Regions from separate parts of the Mus musculus genome. Here all the other regions are linked to region 3. The links are chromatin loops, found by intact Hi-C in ENCODE. Cell type or tissue: heart. All regions are shown on one strand. Links, peaks and the distances in the headings refer to the core of each region. The heading gives the core; the rest is flanking DNA.

Region 1 (6,090 bases), core at 773-5,772, 83 kb before region 3:
CCGCTGTGGGGTAGACCTCCACAGTGAGGCTCTGAGCATGAGAAGTAGCAGGGCCTTAAGTATGGCTCCCGCAGCCTCTGACCTTCTTCTCTTACCCCTATTTATCCCTGCTGGAGGAGAGAAGCTGAAGCCAGACACCTGGTCCCTCTTGTTCTCTGGGTTTCTACTCTTGTGCCTTTGGGTGCAGCTGGTTAGTGAACAAGTCTGACCTCTTTGGAATTTAGCACAAGTTGTCACTTTCTATCTGGTGTGACCCCAAGCCCCTCTTCCCTCCTGACACCTGCCCACCTGTGAAGCTGACCAGACGCGAAGCTAGAACATCAGTGCCCTTTCCCTCGACGACTGCGCTCACCGCTGTCCTTTCTGTCAGGCATGGATGGCAGCAGCATCCTGGAAATCGTGACGACTGCAGGCTTCGGGGAGCTCAGGAGAGCTGGGCCGTGGACAGAAGCTCTTCCAGGCTTGCCTGCCTGAAATCCAGGTTCTACCACAGTTCCAGTGCCAACAAGCTACCCATGCAGGCCAGGGCAAGTGCATGCATTGTTAAATAGGACTCATGAAAATGCCCTGTGGTTTCCAGGTCTCCAGTGGCCAGCTCGCTCTGTCTGGCCCCATTCCTGGATTCTCAGTGCCCAGCCCATCAGCACAAAGTACCTGGGGAGAATGCAGGCCAGGAAGAAATTGCATCTGCAAGGAAAATATTGTTTTATAGAATTCAGTGGCCCATTCTGTAAACATTGTGGTTCTGCCTCAGGTTTTTTTCCTGCCTGTCTTCAGGGAGCACCTCCAGGGAGCACCTCCAGGGAGCACCAGGGAGCACTGGGCAGCCAGATGCCTGAGCTTAGGAAAATATGTGCTTTGGGTGAGTTGGCTGTTGCACAGGATGGACTTGGGGACTTTACCAGGCATGTGAGAGAATCCAGGAGTGGTGCTGGTTGGAGTTTTCCTCCAGAGGCTTATAGAGAGACAGTGTATGGATACACACGTGGATATGAATGTTTGTCTATGTACATCTGTATTTATGTATGCATGAGGATAATTATACATGTGTATGCATTTATCCGTGTGGTGTTTGTACTACGGTAGCAGCAGGGGTGAAGGGGTGGGAAGGAGTGTTCTCAAGAGCTGGAGTAAAACTGCCTATGAGCCAGGTCAGACATGGGAACACTTACAGGGAGAGTGCAAGGGGCTCACAGGCGCAAGACCAGTGCCTCCTTGGGGCAGACATGGCTTTCTGTTGTTATGGAAGAGAGTAGCTGGAAGCAGGTGGACACTCAACACTGCTGTGACCTTTTCCACTTATTAAGTGGACACAGGTTCTGGGCAGGGTTGCCACTAGGCTATAGATAGAAAAATCCTGGGCTTTCTATCAGATAAACTGGGGCTGTTGACTTTCTTCTCACTTGGGATAAAGGGTTTTAAGCACTGTGAGGTGCGTGTGGTATGCTCCAGAGCCCAGTAACCCTCGCTGCATCACCTATGTATCCTGAGGGAAGGGGGAGACATAGTGTTGCTGTCTTCAGAGGCAGGCAGAGGTGGCTCTCAGGACAGTTGGATGGTGCTACTGCCTGGCTGCCTTTCTTAGATAGGCCAGCAATCATCTGAGAGGGGAAAGACAGGGATGAGGAGGGGAAAGGCAGCCCAGGGTAGGAAGCTGAGACCATCCTTGTGGCAGTGATGAGCAGTGCCAGGTCATCCACCCATATGCTACCAAGTGCCTGGGACAGCCCTGGGACCCCTGGCTACTCCTCATCTTCTTTCTAGCCTCCTGTAAGGTTCTTCAAGGTCAACTCACAGTGCTGGAGGATCACCAGCTATGGGGAAAAAGGGGCGGGGTAACAGATGGGGCAAGAAAAGGGATCAGCACACAGACTACAGCTGGGCACCTGTGCAGAGGCCGGTGTCCCGGGCCGGGTGACTGCTCATCCTTGAAAGGCAGACGTCCTTGGGAGCCATGTTCTGGGAGACCCCTGTTTTCCTGTATGTCCCCTCCATTCCTGACACATTTATAGGACTCCAACCCACTCATAGGTGTTAGGAACATCTTACATAGGGGCAGGAAGAGGGAACAGGGGAAGCTGCTTTGTCCCCTCCACTGCCCCATCCATTTCTATACCTAGGCTCCTAAGAGCAGCTCCTGTTTGTTCCTGGGGTAACCCGGGATCGAACCCTCCCAGTGCGACTTGCCCTCTACAACCTCTGTCTCCTCATCTATACGACTAAGCCTGCAGAGTCTTAGCTGATACCTGTACCTGTCCTGCCCGGCGGGCACCCACCTCCTTGTGGCTAACACCCTCCCCAGGGTGCCGCCAGCTCTGTGGCCACTACGTAGCCACGGCTGCTTTTCTTGCTCAAGAATGACATTACGTTTTTTGGATAGCTGGGTACTTCTGGCCAGAAGTGGGCTAAGCCACAGTGCCACTGCTCTGCCCTGTCCCTCCCTTGAGTATTCACCAGTCTCCTGCCGTCCTGACCAGCCAACGTCAGGGTCAGGTCAAGACCCTGCCTGCTCCTTGTTCAGACTGAGCCCAGTTGGAGCCCCTGGGGCCGCAGGTGGCCTGGCACACTTCCTTTGAGTTATTTTTGGCTGGAGCTGGCCTGTGGACTCCTAGCCAAAAGCAATTAATAAATTTTCATCTTGTTTTGCTGACAGTTTAGATGATGCCCCAAAAAGTTCTGTCGGGAGGCCTGAGGGCACCTCAGGGGAGCAGAGGTGGACACACTACCTCCCCAGGGAGGGAGTGTGTGTGGTTGGAGAGGCAGAGGTGGTCAAGGCTGTCTGTTTATGACTGTGATGTGACCTTTCTGCCCCTATTGTCCTTTGTCCTGTACCAGCAGGGGACATTGCCTCCCACCTACAGCAAAGGACCCTGGGGTGCCCAGGATTTGGCCGCAGTCCTGGAAACTGTTTCGCAAGGGAGGCCAGGGTTTGCTCTGGGAGTGAAGGCTCTGTTTTTTGCCTCTGGGTAGGATTGGCCTTACAGAGGGTGAACCAGGTAGATGCTGGAAAGCTCCAGAACCCAGCTGGGATGGGCTTGAGGCCTTCTTCCTTACCCTGTATCCAGGCAGGATCTGCCCCTGCAGCTGTCCTCTTACCAGCAAACTGAGATGAGAAACAGACTCCAAATGCCCTCACTGCTGGAAGCTGCTGGGGGTGGAGGTGGTGGTTGGAGTGACTCTCGTGGTCTAAGAGCAGCACATCCTAGCCCTAGCCGGCTAGCAGTGGTTACGGTTCATACAGTGCTGAGCCCTTTTGCATTTGGTCTCATGGGTGCACTCCACACTGGCGCCCCTTTCCACCTGATTTCCTCACGTTCTGTCTCCTCTCTCCAGTCATAGACCTCACTGTAAGCAGAATTGAAAGCTGGGGATCCAGCCTCCACAGTGAGACATAGCCTAGCTCTTCATCCACCAGGGCAACAGCCTGCACACACAGCTGACTGGCACTTTCCCTTCAGCCAGTTTCCCAGGGTGCTGTTTGAGTGGTGCCAATTGGACATAGTATCCTAGCATTAAAGATGGGCTGACTACACTAATGCATCATATCATGGGGATTCTCCCATGGAGATGCTGTCTTGGCTATCTGTCTCTGTCTCTCTGTCTCTGTCTCTCTGTCTCTCTCTCTCATTGTTTTTGTTTGTTTGTTTGTTTGGTTGGTTTTTTTTTTGAGTCCCCTTCATCTAGATATAGACTGAAACAAAAATCACAGTCTACTTTGTACTGTCAAGGAAGGACCTTGCCCATTAAGGAGATCCTAGTGTCCAGGGGCTGGTGAATTGTGTGCACGTATACTCAGTACTGGGGCCTGTACTCCTATGACCTGTGCAATGCAGGGCCCTATAGGAGTTGTGGCCAGCAGGGGGCACTTCTGTGCTGGGCCTGGAGCTCTGCTGCTGGCTGATCACAGAGGCTGCTGAGATACTGCTGTTCCCAGACTGAGCAGCACTGAGCATCCAGGCAGGGGCGGCCAGCACTTCTGCTCATCTCTCTTTTTACCCTCTTTTCTCTAGTTAGTAGTATAGGTCCCTCTTTGTGCTGCTCCTCCCAGCTCGACTCTCATCCCTCCTGTTTAAAAGTCTAGACACCATATCTACGTTAACCCCCCCCCCCCAGGCCCTAGGGACCGGGCTGCAGATTGGCTATGTGGAATGGCCGGCAGCTCAGCAGTACTCTGGCTTGAGAATCCATCCTGGTTGCATTTGGATGGTGGGGCTCATGTGAAGGACCCCTCTCTCCCTAGATCTAAGTGTGGCAAGCCTCACACACTTTCCCGGCTAACTAATACTCCAGAACATGCAGGTTCTCAGAGAAAGGCTAGTCCCGATACCAAATGGCCCTTCAGAAGTGCAGAGGGCACTCTCTTGGATACCTAGGGTCCTTAGCCCCAGGATCCAGTGCTCCATCTAATCTGTATGAAGTGCCACGTGCTTCTGTTTGCTCACTGGTGCTCAGGACTGGCATCTGCAAGAGTTCTCCTCCTCCACTTCACCCCCAAAGCTGGCTGGCCTGGTGTAGACTTGACCTGGAACCAGCTCCTGGCCTCTGGGAAGCCCAGCTGTAGCTGCCTTGGCCTTCCCCCCAGCAGGAGCTGAAACCCTTGACTTCTCCAGTCTCTGGCTGGCGAGCAGCAGCCAGGCCTCCGGGAAGGATTCCTGGGGTGCGGTGTTGGTGGCTGGCTGCAGTACAGGGCATGGATCCCTGCAAGGCAGGCTCTCTCCTGGGAACTCTTGTCTGTCTGTCTGTCTGTCTGTCTGTCTGTCTGTCTTGCTCCAGCTGATTGGGTGGTCTGGGAGGGGACAGATGTGAAGCAAGCATGTGTGCAAGCATGTGTAGCTGGTGTCTGGTAGGTACTCATGGGAAACCACACCTCAGGGACACCGTGTGTTTAGGGACCATGCTGGAACAGGACACTGGTGTATCCCTGGAGGGACAAAGGATGTTAGAACCTGCTGTCAAGGCTCTAGTCACTTTTTATTGACCTTGGACACAGCACCCAACTTTCCTGCCCTTTAGAAGCCTCTGCTGTAGAATCGGGTGGCAGCCCAACCCACCAGGAAGGGCCATCTCAGAAGTTAGATGGACTGTTTCCTGCAGTGGATTGGGAACCACAGTGGCCAAAGAGCCAGGCATGAAGCCCAGCAGGGTGCTGCAATGGTCTTTTGTTTATCGGTGTACCTACAGTCCTCTACCACACATGGGTAACTGAGAAAGTTCATGAACTCACCCAGCATCACCACTGACCTCTGTTGCTAGTGAGTTAAAATAGAAATTTAAAGTATTGGTACAGCCTGGATAAGAGGTTGTAAATATGGCTCAGCAGATGCAGGGCTTGCTGCACAAGCTTGACGATCTGGGTTTGGATCCCGCCACCTATGTAAAAGCTGGGTCCAAGAATAACCTCATTTCTGCAGGACAGAGAGAGGCAGAAGCCTGGGGGCTTGCTGGTGAGCCAGACAGCCAAAGCAGCAAGCTCTAGGTCCAGTGAGGAGCCATGTTTAAGAATTAAATAAGGTGGCAAGCCATAAATGAAGATACCCAGGGCCCATCTCTGGCCTCTCCAAGTGTATCTGCACAGACACAAAATAAACAAAGCTGCAAACAGCTAAGACCTGGGTGTTCTTCACACATCATATTCTGAGAACTACTAGATCTGGGCTGAGGACCTGGAGGGGAAACTGAGGCTGTGATACTGAGTCCTGGCTTTTAGGGTTCTGTCAGGCAGGCAGACACCTCCTGAGATGAGTGACTGCAGAGAGAAAGGTGTGTACAAGGCAATCTAGGAGCATGTGACCGGGAAGGAATCAGAGTGTTTGCACACATATATGTGCACACAGAACACACATACACACACAGTTGGGAGTACATGATGCCTGAGTGGGTGTTTGACCTTGACACCTGAATGACAGAGCAGGTAAAGCTGCCTGTCCTGTCCTGTTTAATTTTTGTGAACTTGAAACAAACCTAGACATACCTGAGAAGAAGAAAACTCAACCGAAGAATTTCCTCCATCAGATTGGCCTGTGGGCATGTCCATGGGCCTTTTCTTAATTGTTAGTAGCCAGCTAACATAGGAGGGCCCAGCTGTATGGG
Region 2 (6,090 bases), core at 767-5,766, 52 kb after region 3:
GTCAATCAGAAAGGGTGACTAAGCACACTGATCCCCAAGGGTGGTGCTGCTTACCACATGCCTCTCCCTTAGGCCGGCAGGACTCCTCTGGCATCCGCCTACACTACACAGCTACTCTCCGACGCTATGATGCGGGCATCATGGAGCTCGGACTGGTGTATACACCCTTGATGGCCATCCCCCCTCAGGAGACTGCCTTTGTGTTGACCGGCTACTGCACAGACAAGTGCACCCAGATGGTGAGTAGGACAGGGTCCTACACACAACCCACTGCTTGTGATGACCAGGGGAGAGCAGCAAGAGGACTTTGAACCCCTGACCTGGAATCAAGGTTGTCTGAGTCTCTGCACACCTGTTTGAAATATGTCACTTTAAAAATGTTTATTTATGTGTTTGATTATATGCTCCTCCTCCTTCTCTCTGGCTCTGTCACTCTGTCTCTCTCTGTGTGTGCGCATGTGTGTGTGTGTGTGTGTGTGTGTGTGTGTGTGTGTGTGTGTGTGTTCTAGCTAAGGCCAGAAGAGGGTATTGGATCCCTTGAAGATGGAGTTAGGTGGTTGTGAGCCTTCCAACCAGGGTGCTGGGAACTGAACCCAAGTCCTCTGAAAGAGCAACAAGCACTTTTAGCAGCTGAGCCATCTCTGTGTAACCCCACACAGTACATTTTAACTGCTTTTGTTATAGGAGTATCCAAACTTCCAAATGGGACTCACCTTTTACAGGCTGTGCAGCCTCCCTCATATCACGTTTCACCAAGCAGGGACTAGGGGAGGCAGCAAAGTACCCAGTGTCCCTGAGGCCATGCAAGCACAAGGTGACATAGCAGGAGCCTCGGCTTCTGTAGCAAGCAGACAGTGGCTCCTTGCCTGTGCCAGGCTGCCCTCATTCTCAGCTGCACCGCTGTCTTAGCTGGGCTCTCTTCCCACCTGGCAAGAAGCTGCTGTGGAGCTGGTGAGGAATTTCCTACATGGAGGTCTACTCAGTAAGGACGGGGAGAGCCAGCAATGGGGATCTCACAGAGCCCTCCCTAGACTGTCGGTGACGTCTTCGCACTCATGCTGTGGCAGTTGTGATGGTTGCCCGTGGTCTGAGGGCAGGCAGCGCACAGACCTGCACCTCTCAGTTGTCTGCAGCCTCTGTTCATTTCTGCTAACATCTGCTCTCGCCCTTTGCAAGTTCCTCTGGCTGCCTGCCATCAGTCTTACTGTCTGGAGCTTTTTTGATGTCACAGATGTGACTTTACTGTCTGCTATGTGTCCTGCCTTCTTTGCTGGCTGACCCCCTGCTTCTTACAGTGACCTGTCATGGAATTGTACATATTCCTGGACTGAAGACAGGGAGATCCAGGCCTGCCAAGAGAGGACACATAGCCCAAAGCTGCACTGCGGAGCCAGGTTTCTTTGTTACAGAGCTCATAGTGAAGGTTCCTTCCCAGTGTACTCATGGGATGACACCTGTTCTCAAGAGTCCTCCGTACCTGAGCGCCTGGTCTTTGAAGTATTAGCTAGGCCTAATGTTCTCAGGCTGAGACACATCTGTTCTTATACTCAATCAAAAGCTTTAGCCTGGGGCCAGGGTGAGAAATCAACTTTCCTCCCAAGTCAAAACGGACAGGTCAGGAGGGGTGATGCTGGCTTCTTAGACCTGTGTCTATGGATCACATTCTGCCATACACCTGCAACCCTGGCTCACTAGACAGCATATGTTGTCACAGTTTAGTCCTGAAGGCCTCAGTTTTCATTGCAAGGGGGATAAAGAGATCCACAATGTGAAAAGCAGGGACAATAGCCGGCCAGAGCAAGACAGAAGGTTCAGAAGTAAAGGCAGACGAGTTGAAGAAAGCACAGCAGTCTAGGGTCATCGGATGCCAGCTGCCGGCACCAGGATCTTCAGCTCTGGCTGGCAGTGTGAGAGGAGCCAAGGACCATGGCAGGGTCATGAATGGTGGCATGTTTAATGGTCCATCCGAGAACACTTGGTATCTAAAAATATGAACACAGATGAGGGAAACAACTGTTCCTTGGAACTGCCCGAATGCCTTAATGAGAAAAGGGGGCCTCCCCACATTAGGGCTGGCAATCTTTCTGCCACTGGCTTAGTGGTCAACATCACTGCTGTTGACCAGGGTCACAGTGACCTCAGAGAGAATACGGCCTTTTGTGCACAGTCCCTGCCTGGGCCCCTGCATATGGTGGGAATTGCAAACATCAATTGACAGGGAGCCCACAAGAAGGAAGCTCCTATCCTGCCAGCATTGGAAGGGCTTCAGAGGTCTGCAGGCTGAGGAGAAGGAGAACTCAGCTCTTGGGGACCCCCAAGGAGACCAAAGGAGAGGGGTGTCATCTGCCCTGAACATGTTCTGTAGTCTGGCTGCTGGTTGGGGTTTCAAGGGCCTGGGCTTCTGGCCACCATACGCTCTTGAACAAGCCACTCTCTGGCAGGTTTATGATAGAGATCAGAGAGAATCACGTGAAAAAAGCAATTGTTCTGGTAAGCCCAGGGATGCTGCCTCTGCTCTGGGTCCTTGTCCCTTTCCTCTGGTGTCTGATTCTGCTCTTCCCACAGGCACTGCAGGACTCCGGAATCCACATCTTTGCCTCTCAGCTTCATACACACCTGACGGGCAGGAAGGTGGTTACTGTGCTCGCCAGGGATGGCCAAGAGAGGAAGGTGGTGAACAGGGACAACCACTACAGCCCCCACTTCCAGGTGACGACCTGCCTGTCACCAGCCTCCAAGGCCTTCTGTTTCCCAGGGCTGACCTCTGACCTTGGGTGATGGTCCCTGACCCAGGCTACAATGTCTTGGTGATGACTCGATTGAGTTTGTCTTCCCCTGATTGAAGCCCACATTTGGTCAGTCCTGACATTCCCCAGGCAGAACTGAAACCCAGGGAGGGTTTGGTGGGGAAGAACAAGGTGATTGGATCAGGGTCCACAGCTCTTTCCATCTCCTCTCTTCCTGATTGCAGGAGATCAGAATGCTGAAGAAGGTTGTGACAGTCTACCCGGTGAGTGCCCGGCTGGGGCAGAAGATATTTGGACAGTACTGTGCCCGAGAGACAGAGAACAGAGGGGCAGGCACAGCTGGGCTGGGTAAGGTACATGTGGGCTTCATGGCACAGAGGGGACATTGCCTGGTATCTTCAGCTTAACCACAACCTCAAAGAGTTTCATCCCCTGACAACACTGGAAAGAGATGGGGGTGCCAAGATGTAGTCTTTGCCCACACAGAACTGGGGATCCAACATGGCCAGCCAGACCATGAGGCCACTGATGGATATAAGTGCCAGGGATGCTTAGATTCGGAACCTCACTGTGGAGGATGCTGGGGTCCTCTTGGGAGGTCACACATCATAGTGGCTTGGTCACCATGGAGGTGAGCTGAGCAGCCCTGTCTGCACTGGGTGGGCAGGAGCTGATGTATCTGCTGCCTCTCTCTCCAGGGGGACGTACTCATCACTTCATGCACATACAACACAGAAAACAAGACGCTGGCCACAGTGGTAAGTCACACTGGCTTTTTCAGCCACCCACACAGAGAAATGAACAGCCCAGAGTCTGCTTAAAGATTTCTAAACATTCCCAGGGTTGAGTGTAGGCTGCCAGAGGCAGGACTGCCCCTCCTGCATTCCCCGAATGGATCGACCATCTCAGGGGAAGCTTCTGAAGCCCGATCTCTAGCAACTCTTCTCCCCCAGACTCCTAGTTCCTGTGACACAGGCAGCATGCTGGACTCTGCACTTACCCCACTGAGTCCAACACGGAGGTAACACTGTCAATACAGCTTCAGGACTTCATCTGAGCACCACTAAGATGGACTCTCATTGGTACCCATGTGCTCAGTGTCTCTCTGACATGGGAGGGAGCCAAGAAGTACTTTGAAATTCAAAAGTCCACCTGGGGAGATATCTGCTACAGGAGATAACCAAAATGACAGGGTCACAGAAACTTCAGCAGACATTTCCCAGAGATGACAGGAAGGATGTGAGAGTTGGGGAGAGATGGAAAAGAGCTTTGGCTGGCAGCATGAGCCAGGAGCCTCAGAGGAAAAAGGTTGTTCTTAGGATGTTCAGCTGTGGGGGAGTGTGGCGATGTGGGCAGCACCAGGCAGGTAGATGGGGTCAGCCACACTAGGGAAGTGACCTGGGTCTTGTCTGGGGCTGGACTGTGGATAGCCCAGGGAGGAGGAGTACCTGGTGCGAGGACTATTTTCAAAGTGAGATATGCAGGAAATGTGTCATCCAGCTGGAGCACGTTGGACAAGGAAGAGGGATGTTTTCCATGGTTTAGTGGGGGAATAGTGGGGACACTATTCCCAGTCATTAATTTTACTAACCTTCTAATTGATCCTGTACACCCAATAATTAGCACATGGGCCGCATCCCACCCTGGCATCCCTCAACCCTGGGAACTCCTACCAATACTGAGCACTGTTCTCTGCACCGTATCCTGGGCCTTCAGCCACGGTCCAGGGTTCCCCACTCTGTTTCACATGTGTTCTTTAAATAGCCTTCTTGTGAGATGACTCACATTCCACACAGCTGAAGTGTGTGAAGTGTGCAGCTTGTTGCCTGGAAGCACGTTCACAGATCCATGCACACAGTCAGGCCTCAGCTATTGCCTCCAGTCCCCTCGCCCAGCCCAACACAGATCCGCTTGCTCTAGATGTTTCTATTCTGGACATTTCTCATCACTGGATTTAGAGGCTATGCAGCCTGCTGTGGCTGGATTCTTTCCCGTACATTTAATCCGTCTTAGTCTCGTGCCGGTATCTAAGGCAAGCATGTCCCCAGATGCTTTCACAGGCCTCGGCTCCTTTTACAGGTGCATCTGCTATGGGTAGAGGCAGGGAGGCACCTGCCAGTCACTGGTGGAAGAGAGCTAGAGGCGCTTCTGCCAGGGCTGTGTTCCTGCCTTTTCTGATTCATAGTGCCTTAGTTGTGTTGGGATGTTATGGCCACTGGCCTGGCAAGCAACTAAAATATCAGATGCTAGGTCTTCAAGTCCAAGCTTCAAGATACAAGTCCTTGGCTGTTTAGGGCTCAGGACTTCGGGGGTGGGATGGGAGGCTTTATCTGAGATCAGAGGAAATGGGAGCTTCCAGAGGCGGACCTGAGCTTCCCACCTCGGACTACCTGTGGATCCAAAGAAATAGTGGATTTTGAAATGCAGCTTCCTTCCCAAAGTGAGAGAGAGGATGGAAGGAGAATCTACTCCTGGCATCCAGGCTATGTTCTTATTCTTGATCTCTGAGGCAACAGTGCTGGGGGGGAGTGTTGGGGGTCCCCATGCTCACTGAGAGCTATGAAAACTGAAGCGTGGGGGCTTGGGGCATGCAGACGCTGCAGGAAGACCCATCTAGCACACAGCGAGCAGGCCAACTTCTTATGATGAACTTCCTTCCCCCGCTCCTCCATAGAGATACCCAGGCCCCAACCACCCAAGCAGGGGCCAGCCGAGCTTTGCCCCACCCATGTGGTCTGTCATGAATTAGTGAAGGCCTTTCTATCTTTAACCAGTTCTAACCAGCCAAATAAAATCTCCCTCCCAACATCATGTTCACAAAGAGCCAGGATCCTGGAGAGAGGCTAAGACAGCTTTGGCCTGGGCTCTCCGCCGTTCCTGACACTGATCTGATGCAGACGGAGCTCTTTCTCCCCCCACCCCGACTCAGGGTTAGTTCACTAGCTCTCAGAGCACAAAGTAAGCAGTAGGAATGTCACCTGCTCTGTCCCTTCCATAGTGTGGCTAGGTGGCCTGGGTTCCTGAGACTGTTCCTTGTACTAGCATCTCTGCAGTACCAATATGACTTTTAGCCAGTGAGGTTTGTAATATGTAGGGAGGTCAGTTCCCACTGGGGTCATGGGGTCTTGTCCCCTGCTCCCTAAGACTCCGTTGCGGTAACCCATAAGATAGGAACAGCAAGGCTCTGTCATTTTGTTTCTGGCTTTTTAAAAAGTCACTATCTGGTGCCTATTCACTGGGTCTCTCTCTGTTCTCCCTACCATTAGCAAACCCCATGAGTGTGTGGGGGGGACCTCCCTCCTGGCTCTATCCTGGGGACAGGAGAGTTTTGGGGGGGACCTCC
Region 3 (6,090 bases), core at 634-5,633:
GAGAAACTGAGGCCGGGATAGAGAGGGTTGGCTCTGTCTGGGAATCCAGGCTGGCTGCCTCACAGCCTCTTTTCCTTGCCAGAGTCTGGGCAAGAGCTTATGGGGACTCAGAACCCTCTCCCTCCCCCATACACATCTGTCTGGTTACAAGTATTTCTGCTACCTGGAAGCCCAAGGGCCCTGCGGTCCGGAGCGAGCAAAGAGCGGCCTACGGGGTTCCTGTCTAGACCTCTTCTGCATTTGTTCCCAATTTCACGCTCTGCAGGCTCCCAGATTCCTGCGTTCGTTCAATAATAAATAGATGGGAAAGTGTTCAGCAGCTCTGTGTGGCTGGGTTGGTCTCAGAGACACTAACCAGAGCCCACCACAAGGGAGGGCTGACAGGGGGCAGCTGCCAGCAGGGTTGGGATTTGTCCCCCTCCCCTCTCAGCTCCACCAGGGCCCTGAGGACCCAGGAAGGTTCCCAGGGGTTCATAATCTGTAGAGGACCCCATAAAATTCCCACAATGAGGAGACTAATGCACCTAGACGTAAGATTGGTTAGGAAGATGTTGGCACAAGATACACAGATGCCCTGAGCTTGCCTGCTTGGTGGCTTGCACTCCTGAAGTGTCCCCCAGAAGGAACATAGGGACCCATACATTCCACCAGCCTTCTCCAGGGTGTCGTAGGTGGAATATCTTCTCAGACCCCAGCCGAAAACTCAGTCAAACCAGATCACTGAGCCTAGCCATGTCTGGTGGGCAAGCCCATCTCACTCTAGGGCTCCCTCTAGGTGGATAACTTTTCCTGGTGGCTGAGGGAACCAGTCAACAGAAGCCCAGGCCTTCTGAAATCTCCTTGCAGAGATAACCTGACCCATATTCTATAGAAATAAAGAGACCTGGAAAGTGAGACCACCTACTGAGCGAAGAGAGATTGCCTATACCCAGTGGACTGAGCGAAGAGAGAGGCCGATATCCAGTGGACTGAGACTGTGCGGCAGGAGGAACCGTCCTGCAGTTCAAAGCCTTGTGGATTCCACTCCAGAAGGCTTCATGCTGATCAGCTCCAACCGACCCAAAGCCAAAGTGTCTCACCTACAGAGAATTCCCGAGGAAAAAAGTCCTGTCCCCATCCACACGAGTGTGGCTCAGAGCTGGGCAGCAGAGCTATGAGGGTGGGCGTGAAGACAGGAGCAGAGAAGAAACCAGGCTTCTCCAGGGTAAAAGCATGCCCTAGAGAAGAAGCCCAGGATGGTAAGGAAGCAGGAAATGGGAGTGGGACTGGGTTTTTCCCACTTCTTGAGATCCCTACACAGCTGGGGTTGTCTCAAACCTCTGGCAGGAGTCTCCATTCTGCCTGAACCCCAGAGAACCAACTTCCCACCCCAGAGCCATAGTAAAGGACCCAGGCTTGGGAATGGGGATGCAGAGATTAGAGGGGTGGGGGTTAGGTGGGGTACAGAGGGGATGAAGCTGCTGGCTGAGGGCTGAAGCTGGCTCCTTGGGTGTGTGAGTGATTGCTGGCCTCATGAACATGGCTGGAACCTGTTGGGCCCTGTTTTGGTGGGTTTACTCCAGGAGCCAGCAGATTTTTTTTTTCATCAGCTTCTGCCTGATCTAGGACTCAGTTTCCTAGACTGGGCTTGTATGCCCTCTCTTGGGTCTCCCTGAGGTACAGAGAGTTGGAGAGAACACGTGGAGGGTAGGGGAGAGCAAGAGGGAAAGTGGGGGCTGGGAAGACGGCTCATTGGGAAAAGTGCTTGCTGTAAAGTGCTTGCTGTATAAGCATGAGAAGCAGTCTGGTCTCCAGTGCTCATGTAGAAGCCTGTGTGGTGGCTCGGTCTAGAACCCCAGTACCAGGGAGGTAACTAGCCAGATAGTCAGTAAAATCAGCAAACCGAGGATTCAATGAGAGATGATGTCTCAAGAAATATTATTAAAAATATCGGAAAACAGTAGAGGAAGACATGGTATTAATTACACACAGACACACAGAGACAGACAGACACATAGACACACACAGAGACAAAGACATATAGACACACAGAGACAGACACACAGGCACACACACAGAGACAGAGAGACAAAGACAGATACACAGAAATACATACAAGACACACACACACATAGAAACACAAGACATACACAGAGAGAGAAACACACACAGATACACAGAGATAGACAGACACACACATACACAGACACACAGAGAGAAACACACAGACACACAGAGACAGACACACATACATAAAAACAAAAAAAGGTGACAGACAGGACCCACCTTGAACCTATCCTTATCTGATCTCCTATTGCACACAATCAGGGGGAAAAAGCCAGAATTCCCCTCCTGGGACTGCAGAACCTGATAGACAAATGAACACCATTGTCAATCAGGCATGGAGTGGTGGCCTCAGGCCGAGGAAGCCTGTGTGGGCTGTGTCCACAAGTGAGGTTCAGGGGCCTGTGCTAAGTGGCATAGGAAAGTATAGCTTATTCCCTCCTGTGTAGACAGGGAGTGGCTCTGCCCCACTAAAGAAGGAGCTTTGCTTCAGTGAGGGGTGAGCTTCTTCTGGGCTCAGTGGGCTAGGAGGAAATGCAGATGGCAGCAAGGTAAAGGACTCTGTCTTAGTCAATGTTCTATTGCTGCAAAGAGACACCATGACCAAGGCAACTCTTATAAAGGACATATCATTAGGGCTGGCTTACAGTTCAGAGGTTTAGTCCATTATCATCATGGTGGGAAGCATGGTGGCATGCAGGCAGATGTGATGAGAGAGGAGTGGCTGAGAGTTCTCCATCTGGATCTGCAGGCAGCAGGAAGAGACAGCCACTGGGCCTGGCTTGAGCTTCTGAAACCTCAAAGCCCACCCCCCAGTGACACACTTTGTCCAACAATGCCACACCTCCTAATAATGCCAGTCCCTATGAGGCTATGGGGCCATTTTCATTCAAACTACCAAAGACCGGCTGAACTCATCTGCTGCTCAAAGGTCTACCCTTCCCACCCCCTCTGAGATAGTCACACACCTGTCAAGGATTTGCACACACTTGGCTTCCATCCCTGTATATCTGGCCCTTCAATGGCCAACCTACTCTAACCAAGTTGGGATAGCTACTCTCCAACAGGAGGATGACTAGAAACATCCAAGGCATGAGCTAGAATCACTCAAGCTGGGTCTCTGACCTTGCTATCAAATTCTCCACTGGGCTTCCCAAACCCAAATCTTCACAGGTCACCACCTCAACTACATACCCTGGCTCTCTTCCCAGTGCCTCTCCATAACAGTAAGCACACACCCCGTAGTTAGTCTCTACACCAGGACAGATGTGATAGCCTCCACCTCCTCCTTCAGTCCCTAGGGCATCCGGGAAAGGCCTGTTATTATTCTTCACACAGGAAATAGCACAGGTCAATATTGGAAAGAGAAGCTCACACAGTCACACAGCAGAAACACGGGTGAGCGAGGGCGAGCATGCTACCCAGAGCTGACGTCTTCTCTCATCCCCAGGCTCAGCTGCCTAGAGGTGTGAGGACACAGGTTCCCTTATCACCGACCCCACCCCAGGAAAGACGAACTGGCTTCCTACCTGTTGTCAGTCCTCCGGCCACAAGGGGGCAGTACTGTAGCATTCAGTGGGGGGCTGAATCGGAATGCTGTTGTGTGGACTGGGTCGGTGGGGGAAAGCACCAGTGTGTGCTGAGTGTGGCAGTAGCACGTAGTGTGAGGAGGGGGTCTACTTCCTGTAGCCCCTTCCCTCCCCTGCCTGCTTCCAGTCAAGAGAGCTGCTGTTCCACTCAGTGCTTTTCTGGGGTTGCCCTTCTTCCTCTTACAGGTAACAAAGTGCAGTGGTCAGGTTTCAAAAACCTTTTGGTTGCTGTTGGCTTTCTGCTCGTTTGTTTGTTTGTTTGTTTGTTTGTTTAATAATAATGTGAAATTTTCTCTCCGAAGAGCTCAGCATAACTCTTGGTTCCAGTTCAGGGCCTGGAATATGGGCAGAGAGGGACAGGGTGGTGCAAGGCCTGGATAGCTGGAACTGTTATCACCCCATGAATTAACCGTGCAAACACTCTCTTAACCCTCACAGCATGTTATTCATGGCTGGAACATCTTCACAAAGAGAGCAGCAACGGAAGCTGCAGGCAGGGTGGGCGGGGCCAAGTCCAGGTGCCTTAAATTCAAGTCCCCCCACCACCACCCCCCTGAGCTGAAGAGAGGCCTGGAGACCCCTGCTGATGCACCTCAAGGGCTCAATGGTGTGAAGCCTGCAGGGCTGGCTCCTCTGTATGCTGGCTGTGGAAAGGGAAGCTATCAACTTGATGGGCAAGGGGAGGTAGAACAGTTGAGTGCAAGCTGAATGGGCACCATCCTGTTAGTCTTCCCCCAACCTAGCCTGAGATAGATAGGTGGTGATGGACCAGGTCTACAGGCCCCTCTCCGCTTGCTTGACCAGCCACACCCACTCACACTGCATTTACCAGACCCCTGCCTACCCTGCCATCTCTGCCTAACAGTCCTGGGGTGCAAGAAAACCCACAAATCCAAGCTGACAGCATGGTTCAGAACTCTGAACCCAACCAGGAATTCTAAACTGTGCTGAGGATCCCTCTGTGAAACACCCTGTGGGCAAAGTTGCTGGCAGATCATGTGTGGAACAGGACTGAGAGAGCCACTGGACACTGACACACACACACACACTCTCTCGCACACACACACACATTTGCACAGACACACACACACATACACACACACACACACACACACACACACACACACACACACTCACTGAACCTTTCAGCAAATGAACGTGCCAGGATACTGAAGGGCACTCTGGGTCTAGGCTCTGGGTCTCACTGCTCTGCATTAGCTCCAGGCTCCCCGAGCATCCATGCAAAGCCCTGAAAAAGGTGTTAGGCCAAGACTAGAGCATTCTGGGCTATTCTCAAAGGCCTAGCACTCTCTCCCTGCTCCAGCTCTCTCTCTAGGCTACCTTGTTCCACTGTATTAGCTCACTCTCTCTAGCTCACCCTCTCTAGGCTGCCCTGCAGCGCTGCAATAGCTCACTGTCTCTAGGCTGCCCTGCAGAGCTGCATTAGCTGCTGCTATGCCCCTGCCAAGTGGTGGCAGCTGTGAGACCACCAGTGTTTTAAGAAGCAGAAGGTTTGGCACACCTTGGTTTTCCCCCTGCCCTATGGCCTTCAATCTACCACTATGGCAGGCTGGGAGGCTCAGGTCCTGGGAAGCTGGGGTGGGGCAGTAACTGAAAAAGATGCAGGGCGCATCCGGTGCTCACTTTATCCTGTTCCCTCCCAAGCTTTACCTGCTGGAGACACTGCCAGCCAGTCCCCCATCATAGTCTGTCTACATTCCCCTGGGGCCTCATATCCTGGTGGATGGGTCTATGTTGGGGGCTTCTGAGTAGGTCCCAGACACACTTTACCAGCTCTGGGAGGGTGCTGGTGCCAGCAGCATAGGAGCCACACTCTAAGGACCCTGTGCTAACCAAAGAGTGCCAAGGCAAGGCCAGGCCCATAAGGCTCTCAGAATACATGTCTTACTCCTTGGGTCCCCACTCTGTCCCTCCGAGGCCTGGCTGGCTCCCTCTGTTTCAGGACAGGACAGTGTTGGACATGCAAGTGGCTAGCTTCTCTGACCTGGAAGGCCCGGCCATGTCTTCCTTGTAGTTTTGCTGTATCCCTAGCTGAGGCTGGAGCATGACTGGGCTGGTTTGCCCCAACCCCATATGCCCCAGAGGTGCCTCTAGCAGTTCTCAGGGCTTCTCTGAAAGGACCCAATCACCCATTGAGCATAGTCACAGGTCTCTGCTTGGATACTGTGTCCAACCCTGGATCTGGGTGGGGGCACTGGTAAGACTGGGCGGGAACAGACATACATCGAGTGAGAGCTGAGTCCATTTGAGTCAGTAAGTCGGAATGGCTTTGGGAGAGGAACAAGCTTCAGCCAGACCAGGGGGTTGATGGGAGTGATTGCTGGCAGGTGGGAATGAGCACTATCACGGGAGGCAGCCCAGCTGGGAAGCAAACCTGTCCCTTCAGCCTTGCACAAAACCACACTCCTGTGGTGCGCACCAGGCCTGAGCACCAGCC
Region 4 (6,090 bases), core at 299-5,298, 110 kb after region 3:
TAACTAGACTTGGGGTGCAGTCACCACCCACATTGCGCTACTCAACCCTGTGAACTTTTGTTTGACTCCTTACCTCCAGACAGTTTGGGGCAGGGGCCATTATCTTAGTGTCCCCCACCCTTCCCAGAACTAAAGTGGCATTTGGCCCAGAATCGCCGTCTAGTCAGTCTGTTTGTGGACATCTGGATTGTCCTCCAGTCCTGAGGCCCCACTGTGGCCATGGAGAGGGACAGAGGGGCAGGGGGGGGGCCTCAGAAGGTCCATCATTGCTGCTGGCCAACAAAGGGCTAGGTCATTTCTCAGTTCTTCTAGAGTCCCGGCTTTGTCTCATGCTAAGGTGGGAGACCATCCCACCCTGGCTTCTGGTATAGCTGAGTGCTAGCTCTCAGAAGCACTCAAGTTGGGTGAGGCCAAGGCACCTCTGCCTTTCCACCATGGGACCCTTGAGGGGGGTGTCTTACCTCCTCCCAAAAGATAGGGTTGGCCTCATAGCCACCCACAGACAAGGCATCCCCCTGCAGTCGGAGGTAGACAGAAGCATCGTGATCCCGGACATTGGGCATGTTCTGGAAGGCAAAGCAGAGAGACCACAAGCTTCAAGCAGCCTTTAGGACTGGTCCCTATGCACTGGGGAAGGCCCAGCTCTGGGTGGACTGTGGCACCTTCGCCTACACTGGAGATGAGCAGAAAGAGACAGACAGGAACACGTCGAAGAGGCCCTGCTCACAGTGCCTGAGTTCAGGACTGCTTTCAGAAGCACTGCCATATTTTCGATAACTAAATACTGTTTTAAAATAATAACAGTCAGCCCTTCCAAGACCAGCAGCACTAATACTCCAAAGATAAAGGAATCCCAGAGCAAAATAGCACAGGATTGTGGAGACCCCTGGTGGCCAGGAAGCCCATGCTCCTGTCTCGGCAGGATGTCCCTCCCCCTCAGTACTGCCTCTCCTAGGTTCAGCACACATGTGTCTGCCCAGCAACTCCACTGCTCTCTCCATACAGGAGTCCACCCTACTCGGGTGGACAATATGGCTCCACTCCAATTCTGTCCCCAAATCTTCCCCAGCTGCTTCAAACCCTGCTGACTGCTTCCTCCTGGAAGTCAGCCTGATTGCTGGACATCATCATCGCTACCCCCATGAGCTCCTGCTAGAGGCTAGTATTTGCTCACCACATCACCTTGCTCTGCTTCAGCACAGCCCCATACACAATTACTACCCATGCTGCAGAAAAGGAAGCAGCGCTGAGGCTGTGGCTCCGTTGGTAGACTGCTTGCCAGCACGTTTGAAATCCTCAGCAAGTTCTGTCTCCAGCACTGCATGGACTGGGCGTCGTGGTGCTAGACGATCAGGGATTCCAGGTCATCCTTGACTACAAAATTAGCCCAAGAGTAGCCTGAGCTACATGAGACCCAGACGGTGAGGCTGAGCACAAATAAGAAAAGGAGTGGGAGAGGAAAAGAAAGCTGGCCCAGCGAGATGGCTCACTGGGTAAAGGAGCTTGCCACTGAGACTGATAACCCCATGTCTGATCTCAGGTACCCACATGGTAGAAGGACCAACCTCATAACTTATTCTTTGACCTCCAGAGATGCACACACACACACACACACACACACACACAAATGCATGAATGCTATAAAAATGTTAAAGGAAGAAAAGGGAACCTGGAGGCTTAGAACAATGACTGCACCCTCCTAGGCTAAGTGGGAAGATGTGGACTTCTAATCCACAGCCTGGGCTCGGCCCTGGGCTTGGCATCTGCATGGGGTAACCATCACTCGGCAGAAGCAGATGGGAGGAAGATGAAAATGAAGAAACGGGCAAACCATGTCTTGAATGGGACGGGCCCATGGCCACAAGAAGGTCAGAGCAGAGCTGGCTAGGACCAGAGCAGCTTCTCAAAGCTACCACAGAAGATGGACACCCAAGCCTTGATTGAGCCCTTGTCTGTAGCCAGAGCCTGATATTATGGGAGGACAATATCCTACAGCACATGCAGGGAGCTTCCTCAGCTAACATGGGCAAGAAGACACCTGATACAAAGCCCTCAGCCTTAGGACTCTCCTCAGCACAGAGTGGAACCACAGCAGTGGGCAAGTCTGAGACCTGGCTCTGCCTCCTGCCTAGCCCCAGCACTAGGCAGGGCTAAACTCATAGAGCCTTCTCTATGGAGGGATGGGTCCTGAGAACTCTCTCATTACTCCAGACTGTACCCTGCACAGTCTTAAAACAGCGAAGCCCTATCCATATGCATACCCACAGGCACTCCGGGACCTTGCAGCTTGGCTCTGATTTTGAGATTCATGGGAGGGAGATAAATGAACCTGCAGGCTGTCCTAATGTTTCCCAGGAGGGAGACTTTAGCTAGGAGTGAGGAGTGGTGCCCCTCAGTGGACACCCTGTGGCTACCCTCAACCCAGGACACATCCACTGCCCCCCTCTCCCATTTACACCTTCTCAGGCTTAGGCTGGCGCTCCTGGGGCCCTTTATGGTCAGAGAGTGACCCCTGGTGGCCACCTGAGGAATAAGTTCTCCCCACAGCTCTGACCTTTGGTACAGGGTCAGCATGGTGTCTCTGTGAGTAAGGACATACTGTGTGTTCAGGGGGAGTTACTCTAGGAACAATGACAGGAGCCGACCAGACCCAGGTTTTTGTTGTGCTATCCCCTACATTCACACTGTGAAACGTCCAGACTTCACATCTTGGAGGCGGAAAGGAAGCCAGGTTCATGCAAAGTGGGGGAGGCAGGCCCTAGGAACAAGGCTTCTAGCATGGGCAAGAGGAGGTGTGCAGTTGTCTAAGACTATCATCACTGGGCCCTAAACAAGAGCAATCTGGCTTCTCATGCTATCCCCACCCCACAACCTATGGCTTAGATCTCTGAAATGTCAATCAAAATCAAAACCAAATGCTCTGTGACCTCCTCCATCATCCTCAAATCCCCACTGAGGTGTGGCCTTCTCCTCCTCCAAGGAGCTACCAAAAGATCAACTGGTCCTCCAGTCTTGGCTAGGGATGTTAGGCAGCCCATGCCCAGCCACATTTGATTGGCCTAAGGGAAGTCAGTTGTGTGACTTTGTATGGTCCTTTAGGACAGGCTCTGCCCTACACTGGGCCTCTGAACCCTGGGAGGGTTCCCTTCCAGAACCCTTCGAGGCTCCTTTGGGAGTTGCTCCTTTGCTTATCTGCAGGATCCCCTTTTCTCTTCAAGCAAAAACTGGGGTGGGGGGTCTCTCTCTCCCCACCACCACCCGGAGCAGGGTCTGGAACATGAAGCCCCTCCAGTCAGTACTGGCTGGAGACAGGATTAGATGCCCATTGAAAGAATTAGCAAGTAGGTGAATGATGGTGGAATAGAGGAAGGGAATGGTAAATGGGGAGGAGGGATGGGTCATGGATGGGTGGGTGGATGGAAGGCAATAAAGAAGGGATGGAAAGATGGATGATGAACAAGGGGATGGGGGAGTGGCTGCATAGATGGAAGAAGGCATAGAGGAGGAATGGAAGGTGGGAGGGTGGCAAGAAGGATAGAAGGAAAGAAATGAATGGTGAGAAAAGGATGGGAGGGCAAAAAGAATAAAGGGGGGCTGCAGACGGCTCAGAGTTAAGAGCACTGACTGATTTCCCAGGACCGGGGTTCTAGTCCCAGCACCCACACGGCAGCTCATAAGTGTGTGAGCATCCTCACACAGACAGACATGCATGCAAGCAAAACACCAGTGCACATAAGATAAAGATTTAAAGGATAGAGGGATGGAAAGAGAATGATGGAGGATAAAAGAGAGGGGAAGAAGGTAGGAAGAGGAGAGGAGGGTGGAAGGCGTGATGGGGAAGTAGTGGGTTTGATGGAGGAGGCAAGAGGGAAGAGGAAGATGTGCTCAGATGATTGGTGAGGGGAACGAGGAATCAGTGGTAAGGCACCAGAAAAGTCCCAGCCAACAACATAGGAAAGAAGACCAAGAGAGGGGAGAGCGGGAGGCACACAAGGTCTGGGGCTCCCTCAGCAGAGGCTCTCAGAGGTGCTGTGTGCCAGGAACCAGAGTCATAAGTCAGGACTTAGCACACTTGATTTCTCTGAAACTCAGGCCCAGGACACTGAACAAAGCCAAACTGGATGCCTATGGCCCAGCTTGGTAGCCATGATTACCAGACTAGAGATTCAAAGAGAAGCCAGGCCCTGGTGACCAAAGTAGCCTGCACCATCAAATTCACAGCGTCTGCCACCACCCAGAAGGTCCCCATTGCACCCAGAAGTGGAGTCTAAAGCTGAGGGTTGTGCCATTTGACTGTGTCCAAACTCGGGTTTTAGGGGAAGTCCTGAGTTCGCCAGCGCCATCACTTACCTGGATCCCCTCGATGCGCTCAGTGACGACGTAAGCATGGTGCATGGCCACCAGCGGGACCTTCACTCCAGCCATGCGGCCCACCTTGCTCGCCCACACTCCTGGAGGCAGAATGGAGAACACTCAGCTGCCACCCGAGTGGGCACGGGGCACCTCAGAATTCCTGCCTACCCTGACTTCCCACCCAAGAAAGGCGTCCTTTGTGGGTAGGACCTGAGCTGTGGGAGTCAGGGGAACAGCGTTCCAACCTGCACAGTTGACCACACAGGGTGTCTGGATGGAGCCATGCTCTGTCTCCACAGCTGCCACCCGCCGCACTCCAAAGTCGTCCGTCCGCACACGGATGCCAGTCACCGCACAGTTTTCAATGACCTGAAGTGGGAAAAAACTGCACCTTAACCATGTGGGGCTCTCTGACAGCCTGACCTCCATCTGTGATCCACTGGATGGGACCAGAGGATACTGCTTCTGTGAGGAACTCTTCCTGATTCATTTGGCCAGAGAAATGGAAGCCACATCACAAGACAGCAGAGCCCACTCCCTTCCTTAGTTGGAAAACTTACGCAGATGTGGCAGGGGTGGGGATACTCATTCAAAACAGCAAGGGATCGCTGGCTTTCTAGTAGGTAAGATTCATTTGAAAAATAGAAAATACTTGTACATCACTTTGGTTTTTAAAAAGATGTGTGTCTGTTTATTCCTTCATGAAAACAGAAACATGCTAAAATGCCCAGTCTTGCTGGGCTCTTTTTTTACTTCCTTTGTCTTTTTGTGTGTGCATGTTTGTGGTATGTGCATGTGGTTTGTATGGTATCTTGATGAGTGGGAGTCTGGACAGCTTTGTGTGCTGTGCTGGTTGGTTTTAAACGTCAACTTGATTCAACCTAGAATCACCGTGAGAGAGATTTAACTGAAGAATTATCTCGATCATGTTGGCCTATGAATGTATCTACGGAGAATTGACTTGGTTGTTAACTGCCCTAGTCCATGGTGGGCAGCACCATTCCCTATGCTGAGTCTGGACTGCATGAGTAAAGGAAGATAGCTGGGCATGGGTGTATTCATATACATATACATGTACACGTATATATCATATATCCTCTCTCCCTCTCCCTCTCCCTCTCCCTCTCTCTGTCTCTGTCTCTCTCTGTCTCTGTCTGTGTGTGTGTGTGTGTGTGTGTGTGTGTGTGTGTGTGTGTGTCTGCTCCTGAGTGTGGGATGTGATGTGGCTAACTGCTTGAGTTTCTACCTAGACTTCTCAATGATAAAACCATAACCTGGTTGTAAGACTAGTCAGCCCTGCAAGGCAGTGGTGGCGCACGCCTTTAATCCCAGCACTTGGGAGGCAGAGGCAGGCGGATTTCTGAGTTCAAGGCCAGCCTGGTCTACAGAGTGAGTTCCAGGACAGCCAGGGCTACACAGAGAAACCCTGTCTCGAAAAAAACAAAAAAAACTGGTCAGTCCTTTCCTTCCCTAAGTTATTTTTTGTCAGGGTGTTTTATCACAGCATCAAACATGAAAGTGGGGGCACAAAAGCACATTTGGAGGCCAGAGAGGGACATTGGTGCCCTCCTCTGTCACTCTCTGCCTTGTTCCCTTAAGATAGGCTCTCTCACTTAACCTGGAGCTCACTGCTTCCACAAAGATGGCAGACAGAAAGCCCAGCAACAGCCACTTACCGCGTGGATGTTGGGAACACAAAACTAGGTCGTCGTGCCTGAGCATCAAGTATCCAGTGAC
Region 5 (6,090 bases), core at 588-5,587, 100 kb after region 3:
GGTAGGAGCCACCACAGAGATGGTGTCATGAAATCCCCACTCAAAGGGCCCACATAAACTCCCAAGGAGGGCCACCCATTCTTCAGATGGGGGAATCTGAATTCCAGGTGGTTAAATTCGCCCCAAGGTTTAGACCAAGCTAAGAAGCCAGGGCATGAAGCTAGGCAGGTATGACTGGTATCTGTGACTGTTCCTAAGAAACTCTGAGAAGGCACAAGTGTCTGGCTCCTCTCTACTGTCCCACCATCCCCTGAGATCTGTCACATGGGTCAGATGCCTTCCCTGTCCCCCTCCTCTGTGACCTCAGGCTCTGAGTGGCTTCCTCCCCACTGCAGAGGTGAATAAAGAATCTATGAATCTCTTCTTCCACAGCTGCAACTCTAACTGTAGGCTTCACTCACCTTTCAGGGATAAGAGCTGAACTCCGGGAACCGGGGATCTACCTTAGTTAACCTGTTATGCCCAGTGCCCCTGTCAGCCATGACATCTTTGAGGCCCTCCCCAGTATCTCTCCTTCTCCAGCCAAACATACTTCCCCTGGTCTCTGAGGCCCTAGAAGGAATATCCATCTGCTTTAACTCTACAAGGTTTTCCAGACTGGCTCCTGGGTAGGATATAAAGTCTTCTCACTGGAGGATCACGAGGCTTCCCATCCCACTAAGTACCTCTCCTTGCCTAAGACCTCCAGGACTGAGGCTCTGAGCCCACCCTGCCGACTCTGCCTCCAGGACCAGTGAGAGAAAAGGCCCTGTTACTGAGGCCCTGAGTTTGCCCTGCAGTGAGTCGTGGACCTGGCTAACTGAGAAGCCGGATGAGGGTCACGCTGTAACGCGATGGGGCTGATCTGCAGGAAAGGGTTAATTTGCACACAAGTGGGCCTCAAAGCCTCTGTAGTCTGCTCTCAGGGGCTGTTCCTAGGAAGCTCTGGGGAGACCCCTACAGCATCCCAGAGGCCAGCGTGTGGGATGGTTCAGTGGATAAACTGAAACACTGAGGCACAGTTCCTCCCACTAACAGCAGCTAACAGTTGGTGTTGCCAAATATACATTCTCGAACAGTGTGTGAAAGGGCCTGCATTCCTCCTCAGGGGGATCCTCCAGTCTGTCCACACTGTGAGTCTGTGCTGGCATCCAGGGCGTGCCCATGTGGGTGTGGAAAGCCGGGCCACTGCAAGCAAGCCTTTAAAGGAGTCTTACCGCTGAGGTGCTCAGGACTCTCTCAGCTTCCTGGGTGCGGACAACTGACCTGTCGCCACAGCCTGAGGCACACTGGATCAGCCTGACTTGGGTGGCTGGGAGGATGCTGAGATGGAAAGGGGTATGAGAGGCCCAGGGCCTCCCAGTTACATAAACCGGTGGCCAAGAGTCTTTGCTCACCTGAGCTGTTTCCTGGGGGTTGAACCATCCCGGCCGTTCCCATCCCTGTCGCTCTTGAAACACACAGCCTTGTCCAAGCAGCTCCTGGTGAAGACAGAGAGAGCCCATCACACAAGGCCAGACACCACACAGGATACGGAGCCAGGGCACCTACCACTCATACCCAAGAGTGCTCAAGGAAGCAGGTAGCTGCTCCTCCCCAGAGCTCCCACAGCGCCCTTGCCTCACAAGAATCCATAATCTAGAGAATGAGCTGCCATGTGCTGAGCTGTGCCTGCCCCCCAGCAGCACATATACTGAAGCCCAAACCACTAGTCTCATAGTCCAGAGACTGAGCCTATAGGGAGAGCATTGGGGTTAAATAAGATCAAAGAGTGGGTCCCAATCCCAGAGTGCCAGTCCAGAGAAGGACCTGCTGGGATGTGCTGTGCTCTAAAGAGGACATAGCAAGACAGTGGTTGTCTGCAGCCAATAAGGCTTTAGTCAGGAACCATGTCAGGGACAACTTGATCTTGAGTCTTCCAGAAAACAGAGATGGTATCCCAAGAAGACTGTGGTGAGATGTCTGTCTCTCTCTATGCTCAGCCTGGCTGCTCTGATACATGCCTGTACATACTCACCATGCCCTCTACCACCCAGACCCCACCTCCTGCACTGCTGCAGCCCTGGGGCAGACACCCATGTCCATCCGTCCATCTGTCCGTGTGTGTGTGTGTGTGTGTGTGTGTGTGTGTGTGTGTGTGCACATCTGTGTGGAGGACAGAGAACAACCTTGGAAGTTCCCACATGCCATCCACCTTGTGTTATGAGAGAGGGTTTTTCATTGAACCTGAAGCTCACTGACTAGGCTAGGACCCTCCTGTCTCTGCCTCCCCAGTGCTGGGATCACTGAGGCACAAGGCCCATTTTTATATGTGGGCTCTTCATGCTTACATGCAAACACTGCACCACCTGAGCTATCTCCACCACCCGGAGGCTGCTTTCAGGACATCTGTCTCTCCACTTGGCCTAAAGCCCCTGTGGAAACTAGTCTCTTCCACCCAACCCTGCCACAGCACCCGACACAGACCTCAGGGAGCACAGCCCTACAGTAGAATATCCCACAAGTGTCTGTCACCCCAACCGCCAAGGCCCTCCAGGCTCCTCAGGTTGTCCGTGCCTGCATACCTCATGCAGGGGGTCTCTCCTCATGTTGCGTCCTGCCAGTGGCTCATCGTGTGGGAAGACAACCGAGTAGTTCTTGGCATAGGACTCATGGCTGCGCTCTCGGATCCAGCGGGTGTGGTCCGTGAGCGAGTGATGGAAACGCCTGCCACCAATATAAAGAGGATGGATCACCACTTGTGGACAACCTGTCAAGGATCCAACCTGCACCAAATCTGGGCCAGGGTTAGCCTCTTTACTCAGTCACAAACCACCTCTCTCACAAGTAACACAGCTAAGGATGTCATGAGACCAGTCCATGATCGATCTCTGCCAGGTAGGGTAAGGCAACCATATGTGTGGGCTCAAGATGCCCAGGTGTTGAGACTTGGTCTTTTGCTATGTATTATAATGCTAAATACTACCCTGAATTTAGACTAAATATGTCCACAACAGCCGGGGAGGTGAGTGGCCCATCTTTCCATCTTACAAATGCAGAAACTGTGGCTGAGAGAAGGAGTAGCCCAAGGCCACACATCTGGGGGTGTGGTTTCACAATGGGACCCATTTGCTCTGCTTTAAGAGAAGCATCTGCTGTGGTCTGGGGGCCCCTGGTGCTGAGGAAGCCCAGGGACCTTCCCTTGCAGGTGGGATCTAGAAGCACCTAGAACCTAATGCTGGCTGCCCTACACATGTCCCTTACTGAGGGTCTCTCATCGGTGAAGGTGGAGAAGCATATTATGTCCTTGACCTAGTTATAAACAGGTGGCACTGAAGAGAGACAGGCTTTGGTTCACACTGCCCCCCTCTGGCTCTCTCTGTGTGTCTGTCTCCCTCTGTGTGTCTGTGTCTCTCTCTTCTTTCTGTTTTTCTTACTCTCTCTCTCTCTCTCTCTCTCTCTCTCTCTCTCTCTCTCTCTCTCTCTCTCTCAGTCTACAGTGGGTCCCCAGGTATATTACACAGGTACAGATGATCCCAGCTGATCTGGTCCTTGCTGCTGGAAGGGGTAGCACTGAGAATGGCCCTGTGCCTCTGACCACACAGCTGGAGAAGGGCAGGTCATCCCGCTATGTTTTGCAGTGGGAGGAGTATGAACAGACCCTTCCCTAAAGCCTCTTGCAGCTGTATCATTTCTAGAACATTCATCTCCAGGAGGGAAAGTTTAAGCGTGGCTGCACAGTCTCTGAGGGGGTATAGAGCAGACCTCACAGCGCCAGAAGCTGGGTAGGGGTGGCATTCTGGGGTTTTCAGAGCCGGCCATCTGTCTTTGTGGCAACAGACATCACCTCCCTCATGGGTGCAATGTTCTCATCTAGCCAAGAAGAGACAAGCTGGCAGGGCTGTGGGACATCCTGAGCTGAGCCAGCAGTCCCTTCACCCAACTGTGTCCCTGTATCAGGTCAACAGGCAGCTGGGTTCCTTCAGGGGACTATTGGCCAAGAGCACATACTAACTGCAGACACAACAGACCAAGAAACAGTCTCTTGCCCAGCTGCTCAGTCCCTATGGTGCCTTGCAGTGCCTGGTATGGCCCCGGCAACGGACCATACTGCACAGGTCAATAAAACTATTCTATGAATGAGTCATGGAGCCTGGGTCAGACAGAATGGCAGTCTCCTGCTGCTTGCCTGGGAGCCCTTGCAGCAGGCCATAGAGCCCTAGGATGCCTTCAGGCTCCTGCCATCAGCATTTGGCCCAAGCTATATGGTTCAGTGCCCAGAGCTTCCACACAGACCCAAAGTCATTCTCTGTGCCCACACCAGCCTGCCCATGCTGACTGTCCTGCACCATAGGGCAGAGCCTGCCCAGTGTTGAGTCTGACTCATGTCAGGCCTTGGATTGAAGAAAGAGCCACCAGACTCAGCTCAGCTCCTGGTCCTTCACACTAACAATGATCCTGGCTAGGCCCGTCTCCCTAGCCACAGTCTCCCCGAGGAGACTGTGCCATAGAATGATGGAATCCTATTGGTGTGGATAGTGGGTCAGGTAGGACCCAGGCCAAGAGATCCTGGACACACAGAGACTACGGACTGCCCAACCCAGGCGCTCCTCCATGACACCTACCAACCATTGCCTTCTCCCCTTCCACCCTTGATGCCTCCACTTCCAAGAGATCATCTGGGTCTCAAGGAAGGTTCCTTCCTAAAACAGCCCTCGCCCCTGTGTCCTGCTGTCCCAACCAGCTACCCTGCCTTCTGACTCCAGCCACCATACTTGCCTGATGTCATAGCTGTACATGTCCTTCTCTGGGCGCCCGTGCACAATCCAATGGGCCAGCTCTTGTCCACAGCCACCACCCAACATCATGCCTGGTGAGACAGAAATGCAGGGCTACAACCTGCTTCCCTTGCCCCCCCCATCCAACTGTAAGCCCCTATCTCCAGGCAGCCCCACATGAACCCTGTCCTCATACTTGGATGTTGAGGGGCTACTTGCCTTCTAGCAGGGTTGCACTCTGCACCACACACAGCCCCACCCCCAATCTCTATACCATGGGGGAGTACCTCCCGGGCTCAGGGATATGGGGCCTCACCCGCATATGCCCCCTCACCTGCACTGTTGAAGCCACAGCCAAGGAAGAAGCCACGGAGTTCAGGAGCCTCCCCCATCAGGGGCTTATGGTCAGGTGTGAAGGATTCTGAAAAGAAGGAGAGGCCTCAGACTGCTGCAGGCCTCAGGCACTTGAGGTAGTCTGTCCTAGGACAATAGGGACTCAGAAGCAGCCCTTGGATACCTCCTTTGTTGAAACCTTCCATCCTTATAACCCAAGGTAATAATACTGTTACCTCCAGGGAGCCTCCCAGATTGCTCCTGTTCTTGTTCTCCTAAGCACTTGACCTATGTTCTAACCAGGTCTACCCCATGGGCCCAAATTCATCTCAGGAACACTGTCACTGTCCTACCAACAAGTGGCATTCCTCTGACCCATCATAGTGCTGCAACTTCCCTCAATGAACCACCATCTTTCTCTGTCATTCATTGCCCACTGAACATTAAGAATGAGGACTAGACCTTGCTAACAACCATGTACCCAGGCTTAGCATGGAGGCTAGCCAAGTGCTCTTGAATGAATGAATGAATGAATGAATGCATTTTCTTTACTATCAGGGTGCCTCGGAGATCAGAGGAAACTGTAGCCATAGTCATGAATTCATCTGTTTAACTCTTCAAGCAAGCCGCTCTGCCTCTCTGTGCCTTTGTTTCCTCTGTTGAATAATCAGGATCCCAGTACTGACTCTCCAGGGCTGGGTGAACCTACAAACAGCTGTACCCCACCTATCATATGCTTGGCCCTGGGAGGAAGCTCTACGCAAGACAGATTCCACCCAGTAGAGCTGATCGAACAGCAAGAAAGACAGAAATCAAACAGTCAAATAAGCGAAAATGAGGTTGTCTCATAGAAAGTACCCCAAGGTAAGCCAGATGCTCCCCACAATCCTGTATGCTATGAACTGTTACTGCCCAATGCTTTATCACAGAAGAGAAAGCTGTCTGGCTGGGCTCAGCTGTCTCCAGTCAGTCAGCAAAGGTGCACGGATCCAATGCCAGGTCCTTAGCACCTGCAGGTAGA

The links. A loop is a pair of places that touch in the nucleus more often than their neighbours do. Peaks named below come from ENCODE experiments on the same cell type or tissue, not always from the same donor. Only the 100,000 strongest peaks of a DNase experiment are listed, where the experiment ranks them.
Region 1: it touches region 3 in a loop (3-fold over the local background); 13 of 42 quality-filtered maps call a loop at or near these places.
Region 2: a loop joins it to region 3, with 1.9 times the contacts of the local background. A loop is called at or near these places in 5 of 42 quality-filtered maps.
Region 4: a loop joins it to region 3, with 4 times the contacts of the local background. A loop is called at or near these places in 22 of 42 quality-filtered maps.
Region 5: it touches region 3 in a loop (5-fold over the local background); 22 of 42 quality-filtered maps call a loop at or near these places.

What each region holds. Positions count from the first base shown.
Region 1 is chr2:27,039,799-27,045,888 of GRCm38, forward strand. It overlaps Gm13398 (a long non-coding RNA gene), which reads left to right. Exons shown (of 3, transcript XR_374184.2): 3 at 1-1,060. Among named protein-coding and RNA genes, the nearest start is that of Gm13398, 6.2 kb to the left of the region's middle. In heart, for the core only: a CTCF peak has its summit at 3,854 (motif pointing right); DNase peaks (open chromatin) are centred at 2,733, 3,893, 4,623 and 5,003; H3K27ac peaks cover 910 bases; H3K27me3 peaks cover 563 bases.
Region 2 is chr2:27,174,743-27,180,832 of GRCm38, forward strand. It overlaps Dbh (dopamine beta hydroxylase), which reads left to right. Exons shown (of 12, transcript NM_138942.3): 6 at 73-239; 7 at 2,566-2,709; 8 at 2,972-3,010; 9 at 3,446-3,505. Among named protein-coding and RNA genes, the nearest start is that of Dbh, 12 kb to the left of the region's middle. In heart, for the core only: no CTCF peak of the experiment used is centred there; no DNase peak of the experiment used is centred there; H3K27ac peaks cover 3,381 bases.
Region 3 is chr2:27,122,569-27,128,658 of GRCm38, forward strand. The region is part of intron 1 of Fam163b (family with sequence similarity 163, member B); the gene reads right to left. Among named protein-coding and RNA genes, the nearest start is that of Fam163b, 17 kb to the right of the region's middle. In heart, for the core only: CTCF peaks have their summits at 739 and 3,597 (motif pointing right); a DNase peak (open chromatin) is centred at 3,593; H3K27ac peaks cover 654 bases; H3K27me3 peaks cover 1,112 bases.
Region 4 is chr2:27,235,017-27,241,106 of GRCm38, forward strand. It overlaps Sardh (sarcosine dehydrogenase), which reads right to left. Exons shown (of 21, transcript NM_138665.2): 5 at 4,599-4,722; 6 at 4,351-4,451; 7 at 462-566. Among named protein-coding and RNA genes, the nearest start is that of Sardh, 9.2 kb to the right of the region's middle. In heart, for the core only: CTCF peaks have their summits at 899 (motif pointing left) and 2,517 (motif pointing left); DNase peaks (open chromatin) are centred at 925 and 2,519; H3K27ac peaks cover 524 bases; H3K27me3 peaks cover 1,088 bases.
Region 5 is chr2:27,225,701-27,231,790 of GRCm38, forward strand. It overlaps Sardh (sarcosine dehydrogenase), which reads right to left. Exons shown (of 21, transcript NM_138665.2): 9 at 5,071-5,157; 10 at 4,738-4,828; 11 at 2,544-2,685; 12 at 1,377-1,460. Among named protein-coding and RNA genes, the nearest start is that of Sardh, 19 kb to the right of the region's middle. In heart, for the core only: a CTCF peak has its summit at 3,319 (motif pointing left); a DNase peak (open chromatin) is centred at 3,940; H3K27ac peaks cover 3,064 bases; H3K27me3 peaks cover 792 bases.